Linked DNA regions of Homo sapiens: region 2 is linked to region 1. A link is a loop called in an ENCODE intact Hi-C map of the cell type or tissue named here. Cell type or tissue: mammary epithelial cell. All regions are shown on one strand. Each heading gives the region's core, and the rest is flanking DNA. Links, peaks and the distances in the headings are about the cores only.

Region 1 (15,811 bases), core at 4,250-12,249:
TCTCCGTAAAGCATTGAGTCTTTTCCAAACTTGGTATTCCAGACAACCCTATTTTGAGTGGTCCTGAAGAAAGTGCTCTTTCCCTAAATAAGATTGGGAAAGGTTCAACTCTTTCTTGAGTATCCGCAATTCATTTTACTTACTAAAGTCTCTAGGAGTTCTTTGAACCTTGCTTATCCCAACATTTCCTGAATCATGTAAGAGAGATTATTTCTTGTTAATGTATGTTTTGTTACAGCACATCCCTAAATACTAGTTTGGGAAATTGCTGCCTGCCTTTTGTTTTAACATTTTTTTTCTTTTAGTATATGTTCACCTCTTTTGCATGCTCCAGGCAGTTTACCACATGTTTATCATATGGAGGTCACCATAGTTGTTTACTGTAATAACCCTATAAAAGGAAATGTAGGCCTCTTCTATCTGTCTCTATTTTGTTGTCATCCCTTGACTTCTAAAAAAAATAAAATCCTTATAATGCAGCATACCATGTATTCAAACTTCTCTATAAAGTTGCAAAACTGTAATTAAAAAAAAAATCTTAATCACTAATTGTGAAATTCTGTGTGGCAGGCAGTTCACTATCCACATCTCTGCCCAAATCATTAATGAATATTTTTCTTGATAACAGAACTTACTGATTATTGGCAAAACATTCTAATAAAATGTTTATGTATATTTTGCATATGTATAATATTTACAGGAACACACACACAATCAGCAAAGACCCAGCTGTGTCTTTAGGTTTCAGCTTTCCTTAGGTTTAGACTGACTAAACGGTAGAGACTGAGAGTTCCCTCCACTCACAGTGTCAGCACATCTGCGTGGTTATCACGCAGAGTCCTCCAGAAAATGATGTCTTCTGGGAATGGAAACTTACAGTAGAGAATGCCTGCCTGATCCTTGTATCAAGTTTGCATGTAATCAGTGTTGCTTAGGTAGTGATTTTCCTGATCACAATACAATAAGATTCAGTTACATTTAATTGTTAACGTTTTATACTATGGGCCACATATTTTCAGTATATTTGAATTGAAGACAAGTACATAAATATATTTGATTTGTGGTATGTTGAATGCATTTTTGTGCAAAGTACGATGCTTCTCAAGGAAAGAAATAAAGGGTTCCTGAAGTCTCAGGGGTGAGAAGGAATTGTGATTAGGCACCCAGCTAGGTTTGGACTAAAGAACGAAGTCTCCAGAAAGAGATTGTTAAAATCTACACAAATTTTTTTTAGGCCTTTATTACAGCACTTTTGCATTTTTTACATTAATTTCTGCATTATGTTGCTTTGTAAGAAAATGATTCTGATTATTTTCCCCCCTTGGGCAATGTTTGCCTTTGAATGAGGTAGTATAACTAGTTTAATAGCCTTTTGTTTTTTGTTGTTGGTTTTTACAGACATTGCAGAAACGCTTCACTTTCTCCTGTGTGGTGCCTCCAATGGAAGTTGTCAGGAACAGATTGATCTTGTTCCACGAAGCCCTCAAGAGTTGTATGAACTGACATCTCTGATTTGGTAAAGATTGGGCTAAATATCACTTTGGGAGGCCAAGGCGGGTGAATCACGAGGTCAGGAGTTCGAGACCAGCCTGGCCAACATGATGAAAACCCGTCTCTACTAAAAATACAAAAAATTACCTGGGCGTAGTGGCGGGCGCCTGTAATCCCAGCTGCTTGGGAGGCCAAGACAGGAGAAATTGCTTGAACCTGGGAGGCGGAGGTTGCAGTGAGCTGAGATCGTGCCACTGCCATCCAGCCTGGGCGACAGAGTGAGACTCTGTCTCCAAAAAAAAAATTGGTCTAAATACAACTTTTGGTTTGTGTGAGATTATTTTTCTTTAGAGACCTAACGTTTACTAATATTTCATAAAGTTACTAAAATTATTGTACTTTTTGTTTTCAGTGAACTTATGCCATGTTTACCAAAAGAAGGCATTTTTGCAGTTGATACCATGTTGAAGAAGGGAAATGCACAGAACACAGATGGTGCGATATGGCAGTGGCGTGATGATCGGGGCCTCTGGCATCCATATAACAGGATTGACAGCCGGATCATTGAGGTAGTAGTTTCATCGTACCGTTTAAATGTGTCTATTTTGTTGGAGAGTGGGTGTAGGGATGGAATGGGGAGGTGGATATGTGGATTTGAATGTGCTTGATTTTGAATTAACTCAAGATTCTCTCATTTTGTCTCCTGAGAACAAGGTCCTCATTTCTGTTCAGGTCAGAAAACTTCATGTTCTAGTCCTGCTTCTGCTGCTAACTACCTGATTGACTTGGAGCAAGTAATTTAAGTTTGTTGTTCCATAGTTTCCTCATTTCTGAAAGGAAACATTGGAAGACTTAGGCCGTAGGTTTCTAAAATTTATCTATCTTCTATCAGAAAGCAATGTCCCATGAGCAAAGATTTACATACAAATAGTTTCCTCTCAATATTTTTCCAGAGCAGAAACGTGGAAACAAATGAAATAGCCAGTTCTGGGTAAATAGTTAAGTAAATTGTGATACACGTAGGCTTGTATGTTATCCAGATATTATTGGGACAAATTTTAATGATATAAAATCAAATATGAATGAAAAACACTATACAATATTAAGTGAATCTTTTTGGAATTCAGCAAAATAAGTGAACATATGAATAATACAAAGGGGAGGAATGTACCAAAATGTTGACAGTGATTTTCTGTGACAGTTTTATGTGATTTTTATTTTTACTTCCTTATATATTGTTTGCACTGAAATATTTTTAAAACTAAATGAGCATAATATTTGCTCTAGCTTAGGAGGTGTTGATCACTGTGTTATTTGTGATGCCATGCATAATTTACTATTTTCAATACATGAGACACCTGTAAGAATTTATCTATTTTCTAATTTCAATCTTTGATGTTTGAATTCTTTTTAGAACATCACACATTTTGAATAGACAGTCTTCTTTAAAGGTGCCTTCTAGTTCGTTTCTAAAAATGAATTTTAGAAAAAATTTTAAACCAATGACTTACCTCATAAAATCAAGAGTTTTAAAAATAAATCCAGTTTCAGAGCAAGCTTTTATGAGAAAATTGACTTTGACTGGTCTTCTGTGCAGCATTATATATAAGCAGTGTATAAGCAGGCCAATCCTGCTAATAGTGGTCCTGGTCTCTAACTCTAAGTCGTCTTCTTTTTAGCATTTTCCTGATCATTGCACCTTCACTATTAGCTTACTCTCTCATATGTGCTGAGAGTCTTGTCTTCCATTCAGCCTAGGAGTTCCATAGATTGGATTCTGTAATGAGAATATTTTGTCACTTCTGTAGTCTGTTTAAAGTCAAACTGTGCTAATTGAACTGTGTCAATTTAAATATGTTCTGTATACCACACACAACCTTGGCGATTAATCTGTTTCAGTTGTGTCCCTTTCAGTCTTAAAGTTATCTTTGTTTAATGAGGACAATTTTATAGGATCATTTTGTTTAAGGGAGGATTTTGGTAGGTCGCTAAGAATTCATCATGTAAATAATATTTTTAATCTAAGAATACTAAGATATATGGATAACTGATTTTTTATAAGCAATGTCTTAAAAGCATTCTCAATACAAATGGTGTCTTCTTTGTGTCAGTGATGCTACACAGGTGGATCTTTCATCAAGATTTTACCTGCATTTATGTCTAAGGGTCCCTGATAAGGCTTGAGGCATGTAACCTATGTCTAATTAAAAATGATTTGTTGAATGAATGAGTTTTGTCATATCTACACTATTATTCCATCTTCTGTTAACTTCACCATCTAAAACCTGTTGAAATAAATATGTAAGATAGCATATTTGGAGGGTCCCCACTGTGTCTTAAGGTAATAGATTTCTCAATGTTTATATTCAAAGTTTCTCTCTCTTTGCTCTCAGGCAGCCCATCAGGTCGGTGAGGATGAGATAAGCTTGTCCACTCTGGGACGAGTTTATACTATTGATTTTAATTCTATGCAGCAAATCAATGAGGACACGGGAACAGCACGTGCCATTCAGAGAAAACCTAACCCGTTAGCCAATAGTAACACTAGTAAGTACATTCTGAGTTAAAATAGCACTATACTATTGTGCAATATTTTGTGTTTGCATAATAAATAATAATTGGCTTATTAAGTATCTTTTTAAGCTTAAGACAATTGCATAACAATAATTTGGTTTTCGATTTTTTAAATCATGTCCATTAATGGATGAGTGAGCCAGTATTAACTGGTATCTTTTCCACAATTTGTCTGCTTACCTGATGTCCTGAGATTCGAGTCAGAATTTGCTCATACAGATTTTTATCTGATCCTGTCATTACTATTATACCTTTAGATCCATTGACTAGTTCTTTCCAACCTTGTATTTTATACCTTCCTGCCAAAATTATCTGAACTAATTAAGGACAGATAATTGTGATTAAAAAAACAAAACAAAACAAAACCAGGTTTCTGACATTTATCTGTCCCCTCAGGGATTTAGTTCATTGCTTTTTCAGCCCTAGTTTAGAGAACAGTGGTCTGCAAATATTTTTGTTGTTGTTGTTGTTGTTGTTGTTTTGAAAAGGGCCAGGTAGTGCTGGGCATGGTGTCTCACGCCTGTAATCCCAGCACTTTGGGAGGCTGAGGCAGGCAGATCACGAGGTCAGGAGATGGAGACCATCCTGGCTAACACGGTGAAACCCTATCTCTACTAAAAATACAAAAAACTAGCCGAGCGTGGTGGTGGGCGCCTGTAGTCCCAGCTACTCAGGAGGCTGAGGCAGAGGAATGGCGTGAACCCGGGAAGCGGAGCTTGCAGTGAGCTGAGATCCTGCCACCACACTCCAGCCTGGGTGACAGAGTGAGACTCTGTCTGAATAAATAAATAAATTAATTAAATAAAATAAAGGGCCAGATAGTAAATAATATAAGTGTTGCAGGTTATATATAGTCTATACTCACCACCATTGCCATTGTAGCCCTCAATTAGCCATATACAATATGTGAACAAATGTACATGGCTGCGTTCTAATAAAATTATATTTACAAAAACCGGTGGTGGACTGGATTCGGCTTACAGACCGTACTTTGTCAACCCCTTGTATATAACTTACTGCTTATCAGTTATCTTTTCCTTACACTTTATGTCACTAAGCAAAGTGGTAGAATTACCTTCTTTATCCATTTTACAAAGCTTTTAGTGAAATATGGTGCATTTCTAGAACTCAGTTTCTTACCACTGGTTTGGTTGGTTAGGATTGGATTTCCCTATTGTTTCATTGAATGTATATCAGTAAAATAAAGAGGTACAGTGCGGTGATGAATTGTTACTTTCAGCTGGCCCCAATGGGTCACTAGTTTTCTAGACAGCTGAATTTTGTCTGTCTTAATGTTGCCTTTAGCATCTTTGTAAATCCTAGTTGATCATATCATAGAAGTTCATGTGTTCTATAATGAAAAAGTTTTCATAGCATTTCAAGAATTACACTGGCTTGAGTATTTTATATTGTTTATTGTGTTTCTGAAGTCTGTCACTTCAGGATTGCACATATATTTTTTTTTAATGTAATAGGTGGATATTCAGAGTCAAAGAAGGATGATGCTCGAGCACAGCTTATGAAAGAGGATCCGGAACTGGCTAAGTCTTTTATTAAGACATTATTTGGTGTTCTTTATGAAGTGTATAGTTCCTCAGCAGGACCTGCGGTCAGACATAAGTGCCTTAGAGCAATTCTTAGGATAATTTATTTTGCGGATGCTGAACTTCTGAAGGATGTTCTGAAAAATCATGCTGTTTCAAGGTGTGTTAATGAAAATAGTAGAAACATTTTACAAATACAAATCTCTGCAAGTAATTTCAGAAACCTCTAAAGTAATAATAGAAAAAATATGCACAAAAATTTGTTAGGAGTATCTTGAGCTCTTTTTTGTCTATTTATATTCACATAATAGCTTTTATAAAATATAAAACTTGAGCATTTAAGAAAAATGTTTATGTTAATAGAATGGTTTCACAATGAAAATGCTTTGCTCTCAATTTAAAGTAGTATGGCCAAAAATAATCATCAAATTCAGGCAGAGTTTTATATACAAATGCTTTCTTTTTTTAGTCACATTGCTTCCATGCTGTCAAGCCAAGACCTGAAGATAGTAGTGGGAGCACTTCAGATGGCAGAAATTTTAATGCAGAAGTTACCTGATATTTTTAGTGTTTACTTCAGAAGAGAAGGTAATGTCATATAAATTAATAGTCATTTAGTCTAGATAGTACTTCAACAGAAATAAAGTTTTAATCTGTCGAGCAAAAACTGATAGCTTTTCAATTTAAAAATGACATTTAAAGCTCTGTTAGCTTATAGCTCTGTGTACGTAGAATGTGTCTTTTAGGCTGGGCGTGGTGGCTCACGCCTGTAACCCCAGCACTTTGGGAGGCCAAGGCAGGTGGATCACTTGAGGTCAGGAGTTGGAGACCAGCCTGGCCAACATGGTGAAACCCAGTCTTTAAGAAAAATACAAAAATTAGCGGGGTGTGGTGGTGCACACCTGGGCTGATGTCAAACTCCTTGCCTCAAGCAATCCTACTGCCTCAGCGTGGGATTACAGTTTGTCTTTTAATAAGAGTCTGATAGAATGATAGAAGCCGTGGACTCTTCCCCAGAAAAATGTGAACGTGTGCTCATTCACTCACGTTAAATATATCCACATATTTGCATATAGTTTATACTAGCTGATAATCAGACATGCATATTGGTATACAATTTGATAGTTCTTAGTCACACTCCTTCATACATACTCTCCTATGATTCCGGGACAGATAGGAACCCCTGCCTCACAAGTTAATGTTTAGCTCTCTTTACACACCTTAAAGGATGTGATAGTTCCCACCCTTCAATAGCTGGTTTTTTTTTTGGTGGCAGTGTTAATGTGATCTTGTCTTTTTGTAGCGCTTGAAGTTAACTGATTCTTGGTCTTTTCCATCCCTTCTGGCTGTCACACCACAGGGTGTGCACTGTATTTCTGTAGTTGATTATTGTTTTTATAATGAGTATTTTGAACTCTGAATAGGACTTTGTGACCCTATTAAGTTTTATATAATCTGGTTTTGAAGATTAGAAGACATTCAATATCAGTATTTTTCTTTAACCTTTAGTTTTTATATTTTTTTCTGATTGAAGTCAAGTTGAAAACTCTGGCTCCTAATTTCTTTTACCTATTTGCCAGTTATGTTTTAGTCTTTTTGTGTATTATGTCAGTGTTGGTATTTAGGGATTTTGTAATGGTGGGGAGAAGGTTCTACTCCTGATTAAAACTGACTCCCTTTCATCTCTGTTATTATAAAGGTGTAATGCATCAAGTAAAACACTTAGCAGAATCAGAGTCTTTGTTGACAAGTCCACCAAAGGCATGTACGAATGGATCGGGATCCATGGGATCCACAACTTCAGTCAGCAGTGGGACAGCCACAGCTGCCACTCATGCTGCAGCTGACTTGGGATCACCCAGCTTGCAGCACAGCAGGGATGATTCTTTAGATCTCAGCCCTCAAGGGTAAGTAAGAATTGTGTTGTGATTTTTATTTCTTTGCTGTTAGCGCTGCTTTGGTACCTAAGAATCATATAGGGAGTAAAATGGTAACATATTAGCATATATATATTATATTTTTCCTTTTGTATTTTGTTAATGAGAATGGGAAGAAAACATTTATTGGAAACCTACTGTATTGGGCTGTGTTTAGGAACTGTAAGAGATTAGTTTTATTCCCACTGACATACAAGGAAACTAAAGTTCAGAGACATTTGTGACTTGCACGGTGTTACACACTTATGTTACTTGTAGGCTCTAACATTGTGGGATTTGAATTCTGGTTTCTGATTTCATAATCTTGTGACTATTTTTTGTGCTGCTGCATACATACGACCTCAGAGACATCCAGATATTAATACAGTTAAAAATACTGAAAATTAGAAGTCTTAGAATAAAGGCCAAAAAATACTGATTCCCCATTTATCTTTAATTGGCAACTGGGAGTTAAATACTTTGCTTTTAATAAGGGAAAATGAGAGTTCTTAAATTCTCTACTCCCATTTATTTATCAGCTTTTAATCTTTGTTATACCATGCTACTAAGAATGTTTCCAAAACTTCCATTGGTTTCCATTTTGTTGTGTTAGAAACAAATCACACTCTAAAAGTGTTTTTATTTCCTTGCTATTAGAAGCTTAATATTACTAGATGAGTGGTACCTGATGAACCAAATTCAGTTCTGAAATTCAGTATGTATTCACTTCAGTACTCTTTCTGGCTCCTTTTAAACTGAAAAGTAGATCATGCTAAAATATAGTAATAATAAGTGGGGTCCAAAAATTTAATCTTATAATCTGCAGGGTAGCATTGTCTTGTGCAGGCAGCCAACTCAGGTAGGAGAGGGGATGAGGGGAATTTGGTGCCACCTGGTGGCAGTTTTCTAGTCCAGCTTAAATATGAATTTTGGCAGTTTCAAGACTTCTGGCAGACTGAACTTCTGGCACAGTGGGTATTATTTTAGGAAACTGCTGAGTTTAACTGGCACCCATGTTGTTTGACCAGTCTGAGGAGATTGGGCTTGGAGAGTTCTGGGGACTCTTCCACATCCCTGATTCTGCAGTTGCTTTTGTCTGCCATTTTCCTTTCCAGCCTTGCTCTCTCCTTTACTTCCTTCCCAGCCCCATTCCTACCCACTAGCTGCTGCAGTAACATAAGTTATTGCAGGGTTTTACTGTAATGTAGGCATGGTGCCTGAGACATCATAGATACTCAGTAAATTACAGAGAGTGATACAGTTCAGACAATTGCAGTATTTCTTTCCCTTTAAAAATGTTTTCCTTTCTCCCTTTTTTCTTTTTCTTTTTTTCAAAAAGAGACACAGCATGGGGTCTTGCTCTGTTTCTCAGGCTAACCTCGAACTCCCGGGCTCAAGTGACCCTCCCTACCTTGGCCTCCGAAGTAGCTGGGACTACAGGCATGTGCTAGCATGCCCAGCTCAAATGCAGTATTTCTGAGCCATTTTAATTTAAGGAGTTGGAATTGATTATAGAGTCTAACAGTTGATTATGCCAAAGAAAGAGAAAATAACTTTTTTCTTAAAATATTTTTACATGGTTTTAAATAGTTTTAAGTGGTTCCATATTACAGCATGGTTGCAAATGAAAAATTCATGTTAATTTTTTTTAAATGAAAATTGTTTAATTACATTTTTCATCCTTTGAAAGTTCATTTTTCCTGATTGTCAAGCACATTTGAGCACATTATTAAGTATATTCCATAGAAATGTCAGGTGTTGGAAATTTTCCAATTTTTTTTCAGATTTTTCCAGTTTTATTTGGGCCACAGACCAACTAAACCACAACATTTTTCAGCCTTTTCATCTTATTTAGTTTTGTTATTCTAAAAATTTATTGCTGTTACAAACTATTTCTACTGTCGTTAGAACAGGCTACAGGTGTTTAATTTTGCAAATGATTCTAATTCAGAATAAATTACTCATACTACTCACTAGATTTGTATATAGGTTTAAAAAAACCAACTAAAATGTTCATAAATGCATTTATTTAGTATGTTATTGCCATTGTCACACTATGAAATTACTTTGGGTAGTATGTTAGAGGCAGATGAGTATTTTGACAACATGAACACTAAGGGTCATGTATATTTTACTCACGGCCATTTTGGTTATGGAAAAAGTGTGTTATGTGGATTTAACATTCTTTTTCAGGTTGGTGATTACCCGTTTATTTTTATTTTGCTCCTTTGTGTTGCATATTTGCTTTATGTACTTATATACTACTATTTAAAGTGGAACACATAGAAAATTGATCAGTCATCTTATCTGGCTTTATGTTTCATAGTTCAGTATAGTTAAACAGCTAGTTATTTTCTGAATAATCATTTGCTGTGTCTGCACACCTCTAGAACATGACTGGCACAGAATTGGCATTAAATAATCACTAAACAAGAACATACCTTGTTATGACAGTATTTTTTTTTTTTTTGAGATGGAGTCTCACTATCTCCCAGGCTGGAGTGCAGTGGCGCTATCTCGGCTCACTGCAAGCTCCGCCTCCCGGGTTCACGCCATTCTCCTGCCTCAGCCTCCTCAGTAGCTGAGACTACAGGCGCCCGCCACCACGCCCGGCTAATTTTTGTATTTTTAGTAGAGATGGGGTTTCACCATGTTAGCCAGGATGGTCTTGATCTCCTGACCTCGTGATCTGCCCGCCTCGGCCTCCCAAAGTGCTGGGATTACAGGCGTGAGCCACCGCGCCCGGCCTGACAGTATTTTATTACTCCCTGTTTCTGCCATTTTAGTTTGCTTTTTCAGTGAGTGAAGATATAAAACAGTGGTAATTGCTAAACTTATCTCATATTTTCCCATGGACAGTCGATTAAGTGATGTTCTAAAGAGAAAACGACTGCCAAAACGAGGGCCAAGAAGGCCAAAGTACTCACCTCCAAGAGATGATGACAAAGTAGACAATCAAGGTAACCCCTTTGATGAAACTATGGGGAGGTAAAGGGGAGGGTGGTAGCAGGTGCAGAAATGTACTTTATTAAAACTGCCAGTAGCTCTTGAAGTATGCCTAAGTTTCCTGAGGACTAAGTGTTCTTAGTTCTTTCAGTTAATTAATCTGTTAAGACTGTGAATCTTAAAAATCAGTTGTTTTTCATCACTTAAACTAAAATGACTTAACTGTAGTTCTTTTTTCTTTTCATAGCTAAAAGCCCCACCACTACTCAGTCACCTAAATCTTCTTTCCTGGCAAGCTTGAATCCAAAAACATGGGGAAGGTTAAGTACACAGTCCAACAGCAACAACATTGAGCCAGCACGGACTGCGGGAGGTAGTGGCCTTGCCAGGGCTGCCTCAAAGGATACCATCTCCAATAATAGGTGAAGTGGGGGGAGTTTTATGTTTCTTCTATTCCCATATCAGAAAAACTTAAACATTATTTCAGCCAGTACGTTTATTGTGTGGAGACGATACATAGACACAGCACTTTAATTTGTTCTTAAAAGCATAGTTCAAGAATTAGGTAGTTTCTCAGTTTATGAACCCTGCATCTGGCTTTGTCCTAAGTTCCAGTCATGTGCTTTGAAACTCCTTCCAGCATACCTAGCTGAAAGTCTTATACGTTCAAAACCACATTGTATTCCTTGGGGAACCTCTTCCTCAGTTTTGTTCCAGACAAGGAAAAGCTGACATTTTCTGTCCACATTCTTCACATCTTTTATGATAAAATTTCTCTACCCATTACAATGGAACTTCAGGATTTTAGGGGAGAGCCTTTTTTTTTTTTTTTAAGTCCTTGGGACTTGTTTTATTTTTGGGTTCTGCATGTAGCATACCAACATGATTACTTCCCTCTGCAGATAAGAAATTTTAAAAGACCAAATGTCATTGAGAAAATAAACATGCTCTCTTTGGTTTTGTTGGTTGTTTTTCTTAATTTCAGTGTATAAAAATAATTAAGTGAATGGATTTCTGAAGCCATCAGCATTTGTAATTTAAGCAGCCGGGTCTTATTTGCCATAGCTTATTACATCCTTAATAGGCGCATGTTTCTGGTCTGTAAATCTTTACTTCAGCTCTCCAGGAAACACAAGTTAAGGATAATGCAGATATGTATGTACTTTAGGAAGTAAAGGGAACACTTAGGAAAGTGTTATATTGCAGGGTTCCAAAAAATTATTACACTTTGTTTACAATTCATGTAATGACCTGCAGTGTATTTTAAGTTTTTAAACAGTTCTCCAGGTGGTACATCGTAGCCCATTTTCAAAGTGAAAGTTAATTTGGTTATGGAATCTGGAGTTTTTAAACTGTAAGCATAGACCAGGATGAATTTTAAATGTAGCAGCTATTTGCCTTGATCAGAAGTTATATCCTTTCTACATACACTGGGACTTTAATATCTCCTTTTTGTTTCTTGTAGAGAAAAAATTAAAGGTTGGATTAAGGAGCAGGCACATAAATTTGTAGAACGTTATTTCAGTTCTGAGAATATGGATGGAAGCAACCCTGCATTGAATGTCCTTCAGAGACTTTGTGCTGCAACCGAACAACTCAACCTCCAGGTGCTGTGTCCAGTGCATTTTGCTGGTCTTTTTCAGTCTCTTCCCAGCATCTCCTGCTACTCTTTTCCTTCATGACTCTCTAGCTTCCTATGGATTTAGCTATCCTACATCGACTTTTACCTTATATACACCCTTGGTGCTGGCATTTCTTTTACTTATCCCTTGACTATCAGGATTCATCAGTCTGTATTAAATGTACTAGAAACCTCATCTTTGACTTTCTTTCCTTCACATCTCATCATTCTTGACAAATGAAGAAACTTCAGAAATGTCCTCACAAGCACATCTGTTTTCTAAGTCATCCTCAACTATAGGTATAGATGATAGGCCTTCCTTAGCCCCTCTCTTCACATGGGGTCTCAGAGTGGCAGGAGAGGCTAGAGGTTTACTAATAAGTGTTTTACGTTTCATCTGGTTCTCAGTTTTTGTTCTTATTTTTATTTTTATTTATTTATTTATTTTGATGTTTTTGATGTACCTTGAGCAGTTTTGGTAGTATGTTTTCCAAGAAATTGTTCATTTTGCTGAGACCTTAAATGTATTAATTTAAAGCCACACCTTGTATTCTTGATTCATCTTTCCATTCTGGTGTTATAGCCCCTTATTCTTCAGTTTTCTGTTCTCATCTTTTAAAATACTCTTTTTTAAAGAAAACTACATTGGTTGAATATGAAGATTTTCTTCTTATGTTATTATGGATTCCTGGTTTTCCTCATGAAATATTTAGTGTGTGTGTGTGTGTGTTTAAAATCATAATTTCCAAGGATTTACTAAGACTGTACCACTCCCCTGCCCTCTTTTTTAAGGGCGTTGAGAATATATTCATTTCCTTTTGAGGATATGTGAGTTGTGTATTTTTTAAGTGCTGCTTAAATCAATATAGAAATACTTTTCCTAACTCTTTCAGGTGGATGGTGGAGCTGAGTGCCTTGTAGAAATCCGTAGCATAGTCTCAGAGTCAGATGTTTCATCATTTGAAATCCAACATAGTGGATTTGTGAAGCAGCTGTTGCTTTATTTGACATCTAAAAGTGAAAAGGATGCTGTGAGCAGAGAGATCAGATTAAAGCGATTTCTTCATGTATTTTTTTCTTCTCCAGTAAGTTATCTAATAATGCCTGTGTATCTTTTAAGAATCAGTGCTCACTAATGCATATATTTTCATCTCAGTAATAATTTCCAGCAGGTCTTGGTCAAGACATTGAGGGAAAACTTCTAGGTTTTCACATAGTTGGAATCCTTCAACTTCTGTATATCAAAGTAAATAGTAAAACAATGAAATGGGGATTTAACAAAGCCCATGTCACTATTTCTATGATTGAAGTATCTTGAGTCTTTTTTGCTTGCAGGATGAGCCATTAATAGTAGTCTCTCACCTGTGAATGTATTTTACTTGCAATATTTGTTTTTAAATGTATTGAAGTTTGTATTAGTTCCTTTTAGTGAAACAGACATCTATAATAAGATAGAGGAGTTATATTTTCTTGTTTTGTACATAAAATACAGTTGTAACAGTTCCAATCAAGGGCGCTTAATGACCATTTATGTCACCGTTTATAATGTGGATTACAAAGCCACAGAGTGGCTCCCCTTCCTTCACTCTTAAGTGGGCCAGAGCAAGAGGGTAATCCTTGGATGCTGTTGACAGCATTCTCCTTGTTTTACAGTGGCTTAAAGAGAAGGCATCACTTGGAAACGTTCCCTATTATCTGTGTAATAGGGCTTAGCATAGCTCTCCTATGTATTAACACTATTTCACCATGCGCTTGCAGTCCTCAGAGGCATTTGAGCATTGCTTGTATTTTAACTTGTGAGTCAACCTAAAGCAAAGTTAGTATTTATTGGAGATTCATTAGAAGCGTGACAGTATTATGTATAGTTTTACAGCATACTTAAGATTATGTGCAATCTCTTTTCTGAAACCCCTGGAGTTTGGTCGGTTTCAAAGGTCCTACAGTGTGTAGTACATTAAAATTCCCAGCAGTTTCTGAATAGCACTGTATATTATATGCATTAAATATTTTTATAGCATAACATGAATATTCTTACTAAAATCAGATAAATAAAGACTGTAAATAGCCTTATGTCTGTTTGGATCAGATTTTGCCACCAAGTGACTTGTGTTTTCAGAGCCTTTGGATGTAGAGATTGTGAATACAGGATTGTGGGCTGTACAAAACAGTTGTCTTTATTGAAATAATTGACGTGGTAACATCGTTCAAACCAAATCTGCCATAAAAGATAAAGATGAATAGACAAATTATTCTCTTTTATAAAGCTGCTTATTAAATCTTCTCTTTGAGGAGACTTTTGTTTTGAAAAGGCTTTGTTTAACCTGTTTGTTTATTTATAACTTTAGCTTCCTGGAGAAGAGCCCATTGGAAGAGTGGAACCAGTGGGTAATGCACCTTTGTTGGCATTAGTTCACAAGATGAACAACTGCCTCAGCCAGATGGAACAATTTCCAGTCAAAGTACATGATTTCCCTAGTGGAAATGGGACAGGAGGCAGGTAAGGACCATTGCCTGGCTATACCCTTGCCACTGGAATTTGGTACTTAATTTCACTGAAGTAAGATGGCAAGAGGTCTGGTAAAGTCTTGATTGGCCCAGAAAACATTCAGCTGTAATGATGAAAGAAATTAAGCACTCTAAAGAATGAATCAAATGCTTTCTTATCTTTAAAATTATACCATATGCCTTAAACAGGATGCTTTATAAATATATAATCCAGTGATTGTATTTGTAACTTGTAATAGGCTTAGTTTTCCTTAAATTGATACACTTCAGCATACAAAACTTCCTTAAGAACTTTATGTTTAACTTCAGTAGGGATAAAAAATTTTTTGTGGCTGTGAGTAATGTTTACATTTTGAGCGATATGATTTATATGTAATATTAGTGGCTATAACTTTGTATTTTGATGGGGTCAAATGTTTGAAGTTTTACTAGTTTAATAAATATATATATTTTTAATGTAGTTTTAAGGACTCTTGAGGTGCTACAGGAAAGAATTGTTCTATGTTGTGGAATGTTACAAGTTTCATGGAATATTTTGACCGGAGGCCTAGAAAATAGGAAATTTGTTTGGTTTTTATTTATTTATTTATTTATTTATTTATTTTGGGACAGAGTCTTACTTTGTTGCCCAAGCCAAATTACACTAGTGTGAACATGGCTCACTGCAGCCTTGACCTCCTGGCTGAAGAGATCTTTCTGCCTCAGCCTGCCACGTAGCTGGGGCCACAGGCATGTGCCACCATGTTCCATTAATTTTTTTATTTTTTGTAGAGACGGGGTCTCACTTTGTTGCCCAGGCTGGTCTCAAACTCTTGGGCCCAAGTGATCCTCCTGCCTTGGCCTCCCAAAGTGCTGGGATTTCTGAGCCACCACACTCAGCCTAGTTTGGTTTTTAAATCCACATTTTGACGTTTTAAAAACATTTAAAAAACTTTGTTTGAATTAAAAACCATATGCATTTTTGAGTGATAAAGCAATCACATCATGGACTAGGGTTTCTTTTCTGCTTTGAAATTTAATGTAGTGTGTGGTATTCAGTTTTGATCGTTATGATTTCCTGGAGGAGTTCATGAAATAAGGGGGCATTTTGACCTGTGCTTGAGAAAATCATGAAGCTTTTTGTGTCCAAATTTATATAAAATATGTTTGCATATGTATATATTCATAAAATGGAATATTCTCCACATCCCTATTTGTGTGCTTTATGTGCAGGA
Region 2 (15,811 bases), core at 2,869-10,868, 360 kb before region 1:
TCCTCGGTTCTGTATTGGTGTCTCCCTTCTCCAACAGTATTATTTACTCACTTGCTCAATCCCCAGGTACAACAATAAAAGTTAACAGAATTTTAACACTCAGATCACTATGAAAAACAAACTAAGTTGATTTCTAAATTTCTGTGGAGTTTATTTTTGTTTGTTATAGATTTAATATACCATTGCAGAGGGTATTTAATGTACCATTGCAGAGGGTATTTAATATACCATTGCAGAGGATTTTACATTTGTATTTATAAATGAGATTGCTCTATAGTTTTTACACACTGTCATAGTCAGATTTACGGTTATCCTACCTCGGTAAAATAACTTGTAAAATTTTCTACCTTTTAATATATTCTGGAATAATTTATAGTGTTTTAAATTAACCAAAAGTGTGTGACCCAGAGTTCACTGGAGAGACAGTGGTAACCACATTATCTGCTTTCTTTACGGTTTTCAGGCTATGAAGATATTCTGTTGGTTTTTGAGACAGCTCTGCTTTTATGTTTTTCTAAGAAGTCATCTATTTCATTTGTGGTTAAAAGTAATATAGGTGGTCTGCCAGGCGCAGTGGCTCAGGCCTGTAATCCCAGCACTTTGGGAGGCTGAGGCGAGTGGATCGCGAGGTCAAGAGATCGAGACCAGCCTGACCAACGTGGTGAAACCCCGTCTCTACTAAAAATACAAAAATTAGCCAGGCGTGGTGGCGGGCGCCTGTAGTCCCAGCTACTCAAGAGGCTGAGGCAGGAGAATCGCTTGAACCCGGGAGGTGGAGGTTGCAGTGAGCCGAGATCCCACCACTGCACTCCAGCCTGGGCAACAGAGTAAGACTCTGTTTCAAAAAAAAAAAAAAAAGTTATATAGGTGGTCTTATTTCTGTCATATTTTAATATTTCTCTTTTTAATGTTTTAATGTTATTTTTGTCTATTTTTTTTCTTCTGCCTTCTATTTTGGAAGGCATCGTAACGGCTTTTAGTTCCAATATTTACCCATAAGTTTTCCCAATGCATTTTGACTTATTTTTTTAATGTCAAAGTCAAAAATAAAATATCTGTAATGTGTCACATACTTAAGGCAATGCGTTTATCACTTTGATACCTCTCAGCTCCCTTATTCCTGTCTTTTCACTCTCTTGAAATACAGACATGAATTAGTATTAATTTTTTTGCTTTTACTCTATAATGTTTATTCTATTCAATTATATTATGTCATTATTTGTTAGTTTCACATTATGTAAATTATTTGTCATGTCCTATGTCATATAAAGTAATTCAAAAGCAAAAATTAAAAGTGTGTGTTACGTGATAACCTGTATTTTTGAGAACAGTATTAATGTGTTTCTGTTTTCACTGTTTAAGATTCCCTGCTGGTCTTTTCTTGACACGACTTCTCCATACTTCCTTTTTGCTCTGCCTTTCAGTCAACTGAAGTGTGTCTTTAAGTAATTTGAAAAGAATTACATGGATGGTATGTTTTCTGATTCACCATATCTTAGAATGTGTTCTATTGTTTTCATAAATTAATAACATAATATATAACTTATCATAACTTCTCACCTTCAAAATTGATTTAAACTTTGTTCCACTGTCTTTGGGGATTTTATTCTACAACTCTGAAATCTAAGTCCAGCCAGAATTCTGCCTCCTCATTAGTGTGTGGAAACCAATGATATTTCCCCTATTATCCCAATAGTTCTATATTTAGTTATTTTTGCCAGGATAGGTTTCAAATATAGTACCTTTTCATTCATCATGCCTGGCACACTGAGCCCTTTCGATATACATGCCTGGTTATTTTTGCAGCCCCATTAAACCTTACTGATCCATTTGTCCTGGGCTCACTTTCAAGAACATCTATTATCTACAGGCTATCTGCTCTCTGTTCTCCCTATTTATCATTTTTTAAAAATGTTTCAAGAAGCACTCCTCGTCTTAGGCCATTAGTATGAAACTGATATTAATATAATTGCAATTTGATAGTATTTAAACCTATTTTTTAGCATGTTAATAATGCTAATTGCTATTTTTAAACAAAAGTTCAAAGGACATAAACTTTTCTCAACATAATGCTTTTCTCAAGACAAAAATTGCAAATCATTACAACTTACTAAATTGTCCTGGTCTGTGTTTCTGGCTTTTCATTCTTAGTCTCCATGGAGGAGTAAGACCATCAAAAACCGAGGCCCTGCCCCATAAGGAGGCAGAACCTGTCCAGCAGGCCCCCTTCAGCCTCCCAGTGAGGAACTGGGAGTAGAGTGTGTTGGAGTTTCCATTTAGGTACCCAGTGTCACAGACTAATGAACAGAAAATGTATAGAGATTTCTTTTGCTCCTATTTCTCAGTGTTTTCACAACAGTGTGAACTGTGAAATAGATTGACCTCACCTATGATCCAGGAAAGGGCGGAGGCAGTTTGAGCACTGGCTCAAGAAAAGCATATAATAAAGTAGAATTCCCTTCATTGTATGGAAAGACAACAAATATGGCCATAAAGATGGCCACTCCTGGTGCCATTTTGGAGTGAATGCTGAGTTCTAGAGATGATGATTTTATCAGCCTAGACTTTAGACTTCCAAATCCTTCTGAGAGGTACACTAAAGGTTCCCATTCCTAGCATAAGCTCAATGCATTATGATAAAAGATTCCCCTCCCTACCAGTTTACCAGCAGCCAGGATTGCTGGGTAAAAAAATCTTATATCCATTCATGACCTAACCCTGTCTTCCGTTCTCGCATTGGTAAGCTGATCCAGGTCTGTCTGTCTATCATCTAATCATGGCTCTGGGTTTCTCTGTATCTTGGGCAGGGGGTGGGGGGTACCCTAAAGAGTCATTTATTTCTTTCAAGTTGAGACTTTCAAACACTAGCAGTTTGATTGCCATGACAGCCAAGACCCCTATTCCCGGAACACTCTCTTCCCTTGCTCCTGTTTGTTGCTGTACTGCTCCCCTGGTTTTCAAGTGATTTCTGCCTGCGAGAGCAGGGTTTGGGTTATTCTGCTTAGCCCAGCTGGTCCTCACCTTCCCCCAGACTCTCTGAGCTGTAGGTGCAGGATTTGCCCTCCTGGTCGTTTCCCACTGCTCAGGCCTCATCCACGTTCAGCACGTACCTCCTTAGATGTTAAAAACTCTTAATGAACCCACCATCAGTGATGCCCCTGCAGACAATGCCAATTGCCTCTCTCCAGGGACCCATTCCAGTCCTGCACCCAGGCCATAATAACATAGGCGTTAAAAAGAAATTATTTAGGCAGATAGTGAGGGTAAGGAAGTCCTCGCTGAGGTTTTCCTTTTAATGAAAAGCAGCCCCCAAGTCATTTCTTTTCTAACAAAAAGCAGCCTGTAAAATTGAGCTGCAGACATAGATAAGCAAGCTGGAAGCTTGCACGGGTGAATGCCGGCAGCTGTGCCAATGGGAAAGGGCTATCTGGGAGCCAGGCATGTCCAACACGGTGGCTCCATCTTCCCTTTTCCTTGCCAACCACATGTACAGTAAGGAGCAGACAACATGGTGCTGACCAAGTAGAAAACCCATTTGCATAATAATAAGATTAGGGTGGGGTGGCCAACTTCCTCCTGTGCTATGTAAATGTCACATGTGGTCCAACCAATCTGTGGGCCCTATGTAAATCAGACACTGCCTCCTCAAGCCAGTCTATAAAATCCGGTGCATTTTGGCGTGGGCTGGAAGACCCACTTGGGCACTCCTCTCTCTCTGCAGGAGAGTTATTCTTTTTTCTCTTTCTTTTGCCTATTAAACCTCCACTCTTTCTTTTTTTTTTTTTTTTCTGAGACAGAGTCTCGCTCTGTCGCCCAGGCTGGAGTGCAGTGGTGCAATCTTGGCTCACTACAAGCTCTGCCTCCCGGGTTCACGCCATTCTCCTGCCTCAGCCTCCCAAGTAGCTGGGACTACAGGCGCCCACCACCACGCCCGGCTAATTTTTTGTATTTTTGGTAGAGACGGGGTTTCACCATATTAGCCAGGATGGTCTCTATCTCCTGACCTGGTGATCCACCTGCCTCATCCTCCCAAAGTGCTAGCATTACAGGCGTGAGCCACCGCGCCCGGCCAAACGTCCACTCTTAATCTCACTCCAGGTGTGTCCATGTTCTTGATTTCCTTGGCATGAGACCACAAACCTCAAGTATTACCCCAGGTGAACAACACTGCTTCAATTTCTCCCATCTGATCCAGCTGGGTTCCACTCTTTCCTGAACCCTTTCCTCCCCAACTGGCCAGGGAGCCTGCATCAGCTCAGGACTACCTTCAGGTTATGATGTGGGAGGTTTTACATGACTCCAAAAGGTTGCAAAAATGGAACAACAAAAAAAGCTTTCTTATCAGGAATGACTGGAGGAATTACATGTAAAAATACATTCCCCCCTCTAGCTGATAGCAGAAATTCCACCTTGGAAGATTCATTCTTAGAAACTGGGGAGACATTGTCTCCTGGTGAAGTGCAGCCTCCCTCAGGAGAGGTAGACTTCATTGGCATCAACATCTGGAGTGGGTACATTTCTCAGATGCTTTCCAAGCTCTGGTAGAGCCAGGCCTTCAGAGCAAGCTCACATTCTGCAAGTAGTTATGGGAGTCGGTGGGCGGGGTCAGTCCTGGCAGGTGCCTTGGACTCTTTGCTTTCCTGCCCTGAGCCCTGAGGACCCTGACTGCTTCTCTTTCGTCCCAAAGCTGCTCCAATGGAACTCCTCCCCTCTTGAAATTAGGTGTGGGGACTATGGGATTCACAACTCTCCTGTCATTCTATCTCTTCTGTAATTGTGACTTAGAAAAAATGCACAGACCGTATTCATTTTAGCAGTCATTCCCCTATGAAGTGACATGTGAAATAATGAAATCAAGAAGGCACTGTCTTGCTCTCTTCACCTCTGGTCTCAACTGGGCCATTTGAATCTCCAGAACCATCTAGAACAAGGAAGACCACCTGGCGAAGTCCCTCCCAGCACAGGACTCCAGGCAACCTGGCACCAGTCATCCCCATTGGACAAGACCAGAGCTCAGATGCATTGGCAGAGGGGACACTTTTCCCCTTTAGCAGCTACTGGCGTCTGATCATTTACAGAGAGGTTGGGTAGAACCCTGAGGAACCCATGATAGCCACTTTCCAGAAGACAGCCCGGGGCCTCAAGCAAAAACTCAATGGTGAGGACAGTCACCCAGACCTGGACACAAGGCCCAAGTATGAGCAGAAAGGGGTGGTTACACGTCCAGGATGTCAGCTGATACTGAAGCATCTGACACACTGTTCTGAAACAGAGTCTGTTGGATGTGGAGTTAAGGTTTTGACTCACTAAATGCTCTGCCCTAGGGGATAAAGTGGAAATGTCCTTATTTCGCAAGGGCAACAGCGAGGTTTCCAGCCTTCAGGCCCAGCAGTGGTTCTCCAGCTTCCACAACCCAGACCTTAAGCACTGTGGTTGCAGCATTCAGACCCCGGGCCACAACTGTGCCCAGCTATCAAGGCCGGGATTGAGGGGAGCTGACTCAGCTGCCCCCATGACTTGGTTCAGAATTGACTCACGGGCCTATGAAAGTGCTCTGGGGGTACCTGTCAAAGCTTGGTCTTGGCCAGTGAAAGATAAGCATTCAAGTTAATGGGCATATGTTAGTACTCACCAGCAGGAAAAAACTAGAGGCTTCAGTGCATCCTAGGATCCTGGGGGAAGAATTGTCATGTCCTCCTAAGAAGGCAGAATTGGTCCAAACAAGGGACAGTGAGGAGGGCAGGGTAAACAAGCCACTCCTTGCCACCTACAAGTGCCAATTTGCCCTAAATTTTCCCAGACAGAGCCCACAGGTCAGATTTTGATGTTTCTGTATCTGGACCATGACCCAGTTTGTATTCATAGCCAATCCCTAATCTCATCATCATCTCAGTTTCCAGTTCCTCAAAGAAGTTTACCCTTGAACCCCTAGGCCTGGTTCTGGCTCTGTGGAGGGCTCAGGCAGAGCAGAATGCATACAGAGGCTTTCCCATTCTCCCAGGATGGGCACAGGACCTAGCCCTGAGAGCAGCAGGCACCCTGGACTTCTACAAAAGTGTGCCATAGGCCAGGCACGGTGGCTCAAGCCTGTAATCTCAGCACTTTGGGAGGAGGCGGGTGGATCACTTGAGGCTAGGAGTTCAAGACCAGCCTGGCCAAGATGGTGAAACTCTACTAAGAATACAGAAATTAGCCCAGTGTGGTGGTGTACACCTGTAATCCCAGCTACTTGGGAGGCTGAGGCAAGGGAATCGCTTGAGCCTGTGGCGGGGTGGCGGAGGTTGCAGTGAGCCGAGATTGCACCACTGCACTCCTGCCTGGGCGACAGGAGACTCTGTCCACCCTCTCCCTACCCCACAAAAAAAAAAAAAAAAAAAAAAGTGTAGCATGCTGTTCAACCACCAGAGGGCACTGTGGGCCCCTCCAGAGACGGAAAGGAATTGAGCTATTAAAGCTCCTGCAAGGACAAGGAACTAGCAGAAAGAAGTAGTGAAGGCTTTGAAGGGGAGGAAGATGCTCTCAGTGGCTCCTATTTCATGCAGATGGAGGAAAACCAACCAAGAGCATGCGCCAGGTCCTCTCCAGATGAGACTGGCAAAGACGAAGCAGCAGGCAGTCACGTTTAGGCACATGCTTGCGAGGATTTCCTTACTGTGACAAAAGGTCCCTTCTGTTGTTTGTCACAAGTGCAAAACCTCACAGCTAGCATAATGAAACAACTGAGATGCACTCAGTAACGTGGGCTGGAAAAGGATCCCCAGTTTTTCGTTTCATAGATTGGAATCTGGTAGGAGGCCCGCCTGGGGATGGCCGGCAGCAGGCAGAGACCTGGATTCTAGATCCTCCCATTTGCAAGAATGTCCCAGGTGACCTCCTCTCGGGGATGCTAGAGGATGAGGACAGGGTGAAGAAGCCAGCCTACTGGGGGAAGGGGGGTCTTTGGGACCAATCAAGAGTGCTTAGAGAGGGGTCCTCTGAGATATCTGGACACTGACCGCTTCCCAATGAATTGCCTATGGCCCGCTGCTTCAGAATCACAGGGAGCTTGCCTAAAATGCAGATTCTGGGATGTTGGCTCTGGGTGGGAATCTCTAGGATTCAGGCCCAGGAATCTGTGTTTTTAACCAGTTGAACAAGTTTTCTAGGTGATTTTTGTTTGTTTGTTTTGTTTTGTTTTGCCACAATTAGGTTTGAGATCCACTGCCCTACGACTGGTCCTTTATCTGACTTAAACATTTGACAAAGGAGCAAATCTAACTAAGGTATCTGTGGTGTGGGCAGCAGTAGAGCCTGCAACTTAATCACAAGAGCTGTCCTTGTCCTGTGAGGTGACAACCGAGAGTTTATTGTTTGGTTGATTGCTTGGTTTGTTTAATTGTAATGTTTTGTAGTTTAATTGTTTATTTATTAACAGCTTTCAGAAACAGTAATAAGAATAGAATGTGAAGCCAACTGCAGAAGAAAAAACTAAACTGAGAAGGGAACTAAATAAAAAAGCAGCTGGGCAGATGAGATTTGGGGGTGCAGGGAGCAAGCATGTGGATGGAGGGAGGAGATTAATATTGAGCCATGGTCATGAGAACTTCAGAGAGAGATGGATGAGTGGAGGTGGCCCACACGGTATTCTCTTTTAGTGTTAAAGTCTCACCAATGCACCACGACGTAGCAGTCTCTCGTTGTGACGTATTACCTGGAGTTCTTTGTCTCATGACCCAGAGAATTAAGGAGTGTGGACACAAAAGGTGAGATTGGAGCAAAAGTTTTCTAAGCAAAAGAAGAAAGCTTTCTGCCATGGAGAGGGGGCCCAGAAGAGGGTTGCTGTCTTTACAGTTGAATGCAAAGGCTTTTATAAGAAACTGATGAGGGCTGGGCATCTCATTTGCATAAGACACAAATTTCTGTTAGCTCCACCCCATCCTCCAAGTGTGCATGTGGGCCCTTAGCTTAGTGACTCCATATTGCTTTGTTCCCCTTACTGTACATGTGTTACGGGACAGAACTTTCCACTGCAGGCGTGTCTGGGTGAGTCACCTGTGTAGCTTTTCTTATCTATGTGGCTGTGGGCGTGTCTTAGGCAAGCCCCTCTGTGCAAGTTGGCTGTTCTTTTGTTTGAAAGAATTTAACTGAGGGCCCACCCTAACTGCCTGCCTGACTGGCTTCTTCCTTTCTCCTCTCTCGGTAGGTCATGGATTGGCTCCTGCTTTGACACCGCCTTGAGGGACTTAAGATGTTGGCATGATTTTTGAAGCTTTTTATTGGATATTGGGTTGATATTATATTTGAACATGAAGTCACCCTGAGGTGTGCTGTCAGGTGGCCCCATTGTATTTGGATACAGGCAGCTGTGAAATGCAGGGGAGCAGTTAAGAATATTAACAGGTCCCCAGTTGAAATGCTTTAATGGCAGTGGTACATGGCCTGTTCCTACCCCACCCAACACACGTCACAACCCCAACCCCTACCCCCAAAGCCTATTCTCAATATGGCAGCCAGACTTAGCCTGTTAAGATGAGTCCAATCCTACCTACTCCACCTTCAGGGTGAGAGCACCCCCTCTGAGGCCTGTATGAGGGGCTTCTCCCCTCCCTCGTAGGTCTGCTGCACCCACTGGCCTCCCTGGAACCCAGGCCACTCCTGCCTCAAGGCCTTTACACCAGCAATCCCCTGGGTCTGGAGCTTCCTCCCCCTGGAAGTCCCCACAGTTCACCCTCACATCTTTAATGTTTTTGCTCAAATGTCCCTGGGGGAGCCTGCTCCAACCACCCCTAATGCTGCAACCTCCCACACCTGGCTCTCCTGCTCCCTCTCACGTGTGTCCTTTCTTCCCCCAAAATATCCCATTTATCATGTTCTAACACGCAACATGATTTGTTTATTGTGTTTGGTGTCTGTCTCTTGTCACTATCATGTAAGCTCCACAGGGACAAAATTTTTTATCTCTTTTGTTTGTTGGTATATCCCTACCGTCAAACTCATCAGCGCTTAATACAGATTTGTAGAATGAATGGATGAATGAATGAATGCCTCTAGGCTCCCAGTCAGTCTGAGCAGGCTGGTTTGCAGGTCCGGAGCTTCTCCGAGCAGCATCTCCCGACTCCTGGTCCCCATTGGGTCACTGGAATCTCACTCCCCATGCACCAGGCCACGTCTTGATGTTTGATGGGCTGGGCTCCCGCTCTGGTTCTGCCCCAGGACTCCCTTCTGCATCCTGCCCCGTGGTGTCCTTGCCTATGCCCCTCTCATCGGTGCCACTGCCCTCCCGAATGCAGCCTGGGCGTCTCTGCTGTGAGCTCCCGTCACTGGGCTCTGCCCTCTGTGGACACACTGTGCCACTTCCCCTTCTATGTCACTGACCTGGACCCAGTCTGAAGGTTGCCCTCCTGTTAAAGAAACCCAGGACCTGACAGTAGGTAAAGTAGGAAAAGCACATTTTATTCAGGAAGTATTGCAAAGGGGGAAAGAGGCCTCAGTGCATATAGAACGGACTCAGTGGTTAATTCAACCAGAACGAGTGGGGATTTATAGCCATGGAGCAGGCTGGCAGTCGGGATGGAGGAAATTACTAAGAGAAAGCAGCAGGGGGAAGGAAAGCTTCTGGTTAAACAGGCTTAGGATTCTTGCTGAAGGCAGGCCAGGGTGGTCAGATGCGAAGGATGGGGGCCTCTCTCCACACTGACTTAGGAGGGACTTGCTAAAACTGGCTGATGCAGGCCCAACGATGACAGGCACAGAAGCCCAGGGTTGAGGCCCCGTTGAAAGAGAGCTTCGAGGAGCCTGACTTAAGTGCGGCCTCAGAGCGAGTCTTTGTCCTGGGAAGCGGGACCTTTTGCTGGCAAGCCAAGCGCCTGCCCTAGCTTGACCAGGGTGCGGAGCCCGCCCTCCCCTGCTGCTGTGCCTTGAGAATCAGGCAGATCCAGAACAGGACCAGGCCAGAAAATCCTGCGGCTGTGGGACGTGGGCAGGATGAGGCCTTGCTGTGAATGTCCCTGAGAAAAATGTGCCTCCCTCCCTTTCTAAAAAGGTTTCCTGCCGTGAAAATGACACCCAGGAAAATAGAACAGGAGAAGACCAGTCTCGGGAACCACACCTCCGGGAGCTCCTCTCAGCCCCTAGCCAGCGGCCCCTCTAGGCCCACAGTCCCTCCTGGACTGGAGCTGGGGTCGTTGTTCTCTCAAGGAAGCAGTGAGGAGTGTGGACAGGCCCAGGGAAGAAATGCCTGACTCTGTGCTTCGTGGGGAAGGCGGGGAAGACAGCAGGGATTGGAGCTGAGAACCAGAGGCCAGAGGACGCCCTGAGACAGGACTTCCTGAAAGAAGCCCTGGGACCCCCACTGCCAAGGGTCCAGGTGAGGAGGGGAGATGGGGTGGGGGCTGGGGCTTTCAAAGGATCAAGTTTTCACCACCCAGACTTTTTGGGATTCAGGAGGGGGGTGTTGGAGTGAACACTGGGCTTCAGCTTCTGTCCTAAAATACCTAAAATCAAAATAAACCCAGCCAGGCGTGGTGGCTCACACCTCTAATCCCAGCACTTTGGGAGGCCAAGGAGGGAGGATTGCTTGAGCCCAGGAGTTCAAGACCAGACTGGGCAAGATAGTGAGACCGCCCCCCACCCCCGCACCCCCATCTCTTCTACAAAAAAATAAAAATAAAAATTTGCTGGGTGTGGTGGCGCACGCCTGTAGTCCCAGCTACTCAGGAGGCTGAGGTAGGAGGATTGTTTGAGCCAGGAGGTCAAGGCTACAGTGGACCAAGATCACCCCACTGCACTCCAGCCTGGGTGGCAAAAGGGAGACCCTATCTCCAAAAAAAAAAACCTTACCCTGAAAATTTAATTTCCTTCTAACACATCATCCTGATCCCCAGGAGAGATTCATCATCCTTCTACTTGACTTTCTTCTGTTGAACTATCTAACCTGGTCTATTTCAACAAATACTATTTCTTGACAACCACTAACCTGGCTTGGGCTTTATTAGGCTAAAGAAATGCCTGCCTCCAGAATTAGATTCTATAAAGTTTTCTTTTGCAGACAGATAGTGGAAGTGCCCAAATTAATCATTTTAATTTCTCAGAAGGGAAGAAAAAATGCCATTTGATCCAACCACATAGGCAAAGTGCCTCGCACACAGTAGCTACTCGGTAAAGCTGAGTCACGGCTGTGGTTGGGACCAGGGAGGGTACCCTTCCCTTCACATGCAGTGTCCTGGGTTTCTCCCTCCTGACCCTTCTCATCAGGAGTCCCTGGAACTGAGGTCCCACGAGGCTTCAGGTGCCACAGCACGGGTGGCAGCTTCTGTCATGCCAGCCACAATCAGTGACCCCAGATAAGGTTGGCAGGGTGATCCCAAAGAGAACGGTGACTTCAGCCCCAGCACAGGGAGGCCGATGGCTGGGGACTGGGGGAAACTCCTGTGGACGGGGTTCCTGAGAATGGCCTGGAAAGAAAAAGCTAAAAAGGTGGAAGTCAGACAGAACACAGCTCATGCCACTTCAAATAGGAATTTGCCCACATCTAGGCCAGGCCCTGTCGCCTCTTGTCTCTCTCAGCAGTATTGGTGCCTGAAGGGATCCATTAAGGGATCCAGTGTGAAATTTTCTGGCTTGGCTCATAGACCGTCCTGTCTTTGGAATCAAAGAGCAGACACAGATCAATGCATAAGGTGAGGAGTCTTGAATTCTTAACTATTTCTTTCCTTAGTGAAAGAGAGTTGCACTGGCTAAGTGTACTGAGTTTAAAGCCTCTTGTTCCTTCTGCAAAATCTGCAGGCACAGCAGCCTGAGGCATCTGCCCCTAAGCCAGGGTCAGAGCTGGGGGCAGCAACAGGGGCTGGGGACCCGAGACAGCCCCTTGGGTTTCCCTTGCAGGTGCCAAGAACCAGCAAGTCTCCTGGGGATTGAGTGCCTTGTGGGGCACTTGGGCCTGTCCCATTGTCCTCCTCCAAGGAAACTTTTGGGGCACTCTGGCTCTCCAGGGCTGGGGACGGCTCTGCCCCATGTCACCAAGGCCCTCTGCAGGGTGTGGGTGTGGACACAGCTAGTAGCACGAGCCGTGGTCGGTCTGCAGTTCCACCTTTGCAGCTTTGCCCTTCCCTGTCTGCCAATCTGATCCCAATCCTGTCTGTGCCCATCCCAACCCCCTATACCTGAATTACATCAGCCTAGAATTCACCTGCTACTTCCATTCCTGCCTTCAAATTCTGACCTTTACCTGTCTGGCCAAGGAGTTTTGTCCCTCCTCGATGTGCTGTTGTTTAAATGCTCCCAAGGAAATGCCTACCCCAACCCCCAAAACAGGATCAGGGACCAGGGTTTTTTTTTTTTTGCTGCTTCCTTCTACCTTCACCTTCAGTGTTGCAGAGCACCCATAGCCCGCTGAACCAGGGGTTCCGTGCCATCTGCAATGCTGTGTATGTGCAAGAGGTGAGGCAGAGAACAGGGAAGCATACGTTCCCACTCCTAAAAATTCCCAGAGAAAAATACTTTCTGTGAGTGTCAAAACATGATGGGACTGTTCATGAAATCAGTCCGTGAAGTCAGCTGTGATCATGATGAAACATGAGCCATGGTTCTGTGGGTTCTGAAGCTATACAAATCACAAATTCTTCATCATGATAGAAACTGAAAACCTAACTTGTTCAACATATGTTTCTTGAATTGGATATCCAGACGCAAAAAAAAAAAAAAAAAAAAAAAAAGGAGGAGAAAGAAAAAATCTCAATCATAATCCAAGAATCTGATACCATATACAAAAATTAATTTAAAATGGATCATAGACCTAAATGTAAAACTGTAAAGCTCCTAGAAGAAACAGGAGAGAAAATATTTGAGGAGGTGGTAGGCTGGATGCTTTCCCAAAAATGCCTACCTCCTAGTTCCTGGAACCTATGAACATGTTATGTTACCTGGCAAGAGACTTTGCAGATGCAAGGAAAGAGACAGATCTTAAAACAGGGAGTGTATCCTGGGCTATCCAGGTGGGCCCCACCTAATCACATGACCCCTTAATAGCAGAGAACTTTCTCTAGCTGCAGCAGAAGGGAAAATTAGATATTCCAGTCATGAGAAGTTCTTTAAGAGTTTATGAGTCAGGATTGCCAGCTAGCAGAGTGAGGGCCTCATTTTCAAGGATCAGAGAGAGGCCCAGAGAGAGGATCAGAGAGAATTCCAAGGGCGACCCCAGTTGACCCCAGCAATGAAGCTGGCAGCTGAGCCCCACAACCTCAAGGAACTGGGTTCTGCCCACACCCTGAGTGAACACTGTAGTGGATTTTTCCCAAGCCTCTTGGTAAGAGCCCAGACAGCCGACACTTTGACTTTGGCCTGGTGAGACCCAGAGTACAGAAACCAGTCAAGGAGCTCAGACTTCTGACCTACAAAACTGTAAGATCATAAATTTGTGTTGTCTTATGCCACTAAGGTTGTGGTAGTTTTTCACAGCAGCAGTAGAAAAATAATAGAGACCCTGGGTTAGGCAAAGATTTCTTAGCTAGAACATAAAACACATAAACCATAAGAGAAAAAAAAAAGAATAAGCTGAACATCAAATTAAAACCTGATTTTTGGAAGATACTTTTAAGAAAGTTAAAAAAGAAACAAGAAAAGATGAGGACAATATTTAAAAACACATATCTCATGAAGGACTGGAATCCAGAATATATAAAGAAATCCTCAGCCAGGTGCGGCGACTCATGCCTGTAATCTCAGCACTTTGGGAGGCAGAGGTGGGCAGATCACCTGAGATCAGGAGTTCAAGACCAGTCTGGCCAACATGATGACACCCTGTCTCAACTAAAAATACAAAAAGTAGCTAGATGTGGTGGTAGGCACCTGTAATCCCAGCTACTCAGAAGGCTGAGGCAGGAGAATCGCTTGAACCCAGAAGGCAGAGGTTGCAGTGAGCCGAGATCAAGCCACTGCACTCCAGCCTGGGCAACAGAGCAAGACTCCATCTCAAAAAAAAAAAAAAAAAAAAAGAAAAAGAAAAAGAAAGAAAGAAAAACAAATCTTAGAACTCAATAGAGACAAAATATTCAATTTTTTTTAAGTGGGAAGGGAAGATGATTTGAACAGATACTTCATCAAAGAAGATATACAAATGGCAAATTAAACACATAAAAAGATGCTCAACATCACTAGTCATCAGGGAAATGCAAATGAAAGCCCTGATGAGATACTGTTACACACCTATTAGCATGGCTAAAATTAGAAAGACTGGCAATACTAAGAGCAGACAAGGAGGCAGAGCAACTGGAAATCTCATGCATGCAAAATGGAACAATCACATCGGAAAACAGTTTGGTAGTTTCTGACAGAATTACACTAATGTTTATCATTTGGCCCAGCAACCCCTTCCCAGGCACTGAAATAAAAACATAGGTCCACGCAAAGACCTGTACATGGATGATCATTGCAGCTTTATTTGTAATGGCCAAAAACTGGAAGGAACTCACACGCCGATCAGCAAGTAAATTGGTAAGTAAATTGTAGCACATCCATATAATGGAACATTACTCAGTAATAAAGAATGACAAGCTACTGATACATGCGGCAACAGGGATGAACTCCAAGAGCATTAGGCTAACTGAAAAAAGCCAGACTCAACAGGCCGGTAATGACATAATTTCATTTATATGATGTCCATTATATGACATTCTAGTGGAGGCAAAACTACAGGGACAAAACATGGATTGGTGGTTGCCAGGGATGGCACGGCAAAAGAGGAGTGACTGCCAAAGGGACTGAGGGAGCGTCTGGCACGATGGGACTGCCCTGGGTCTTGACTGTATTGGTGTCATGTGGTTCTACATTTGTCAAAACAAAACAAACCTACATTTTAAAAGAGTGGATTGGCCCAGTGCAGTGGCTCATGTCTAATTCCAGCACTTTGGGAGGCCGAGGCAGGTGGATCATGAGGTCAGGAGATCGAGACCATCCTGGCCAACATGGTGAAACCCCATCTCTACTAAAAATACAAAAATTAGCCGGGCATGGTGGCGGGCACTTGTAATCCCAGCTACTTGGGAGGCCGAGGCAGGAGAATCGCTTGAACCTGGGAAGCGGAAGTTGCAGTGAGCTGAGATCATGCCACTGCACTGCAGCCTGGCCACAGAGCAAGACCCCGTCTCAAAAAAAAAAAAAAAAAAAAGAGTGGATTTTACCGTATGTCAATTATACCTGAATATATCTGACTTCTATAAAAACTACATGATGATCCCCACTTCCACTAAAAATAAAACCCCCTATTTGGTCCCACCTGGCCCACATGATCCCCTAAATTGATCATTATTATTATTCACACTTTTCGAAGTAACACATGTGTTTTCTAGTCTTTTCCTGCAATTATCTTTTAGAGGAGGGCCCCTTGAAAGAAGAAGTTCCCAGGAGAGATCAGTGTATCATTATGAGCTTGAGCTCTTCCCCACTTTAAGCCAGTGTAATGATTTAGAATTAATTGCCTACTTTTCTTTCTGTCATCTGCGATTAATATTTTATTGCCAAAGTAAATGAGAATTGTTTTTAAAGGGACAGCACAGCCTATATTGACTCAGGGCATTTGTTTCTGTCTATTGTACTGGAAAGCCATGGTTGGATTCTCTGAAGCGAGGACACTCTGGCTATCATCCTTGGAAGTACTGACAGCAGAGACCACAGAAAATAAATTCATGCTCAGCCCAGACCTATTTTGGCTGCAGTCACTTTTCTTGGTGGAGAGGAGCCCTTCTCAGAAAGAGCAGGAAAAGCACCTGCTGGGCAGTGCTGCTGCAGATCCCATCCAGGTTCTCTATTTTTAATTTTTATTTTATTTATTTATTTC

The links. Hi-C counts contacts between places; a loop is a spot of excess contacts. Peaks named below come from ENCODE experiments on the same cell type or tissue, not always from the same donor. Only the 100,000 strongest peaks of a DNase experiment are listed, where the experiment ranks them.
Region 2: it touches region 1 in a loop (11-fold over the local background); 18 of 110 quality-filtered maps call a loop at or near these places.

Annotation. Positions count from the first base shown.
Region 1 is chr2:229,793,957-229,809,767 of GRCh38, reverse strand. TRIP12 (thyroid hormone receptor interactor 12) reads left to right here. Exons shown (of 42, transcript NM_001348323.3): 16 at 1,399-1,516; 17 at 1,904-2,060; 18 at 3,885-4,038; 19 at 5,541-5,769; 20 at 6,079-6,197; 21 at 7,309-7,516; 22 at 10,385-10,485; 23 at 10,719-10,893; 24 at 11,937-12,078; 25 at 12,986-13,177; 26 at 14,438-14,589. Among named protein-coding and RNA genes, the nearest start is that of DNER, 87 kb to the right of the region's middle. In mammary epithelial cell, for the core only: a CTCF peak has its summit at 8,413 (motif pointing left); no DNase peak of the experiment used is centred there; H3K27ac peaks cover 595 bases.
Region 2 is chr2:230,150,943-230,166,753 of GRCh38, reverse strand. It overlaps SP110 (SP110 nuclear body protein), which reads left to right. Exons shown (of 19, transcript NM_080424.4): 19 at 1-1,568. Among named protein-coding and RNA genes, the nearest start is that of SP110, 61 kb to the left of the region's middle. RefSeq lists a silencer at 6,359-6,428. In mammary epithelial cell, for the core only: CTCF peaks have their summits at 5,324 and 6,420 (motif pointing right); a DNase peak (open chromatin) is centred at 5,313.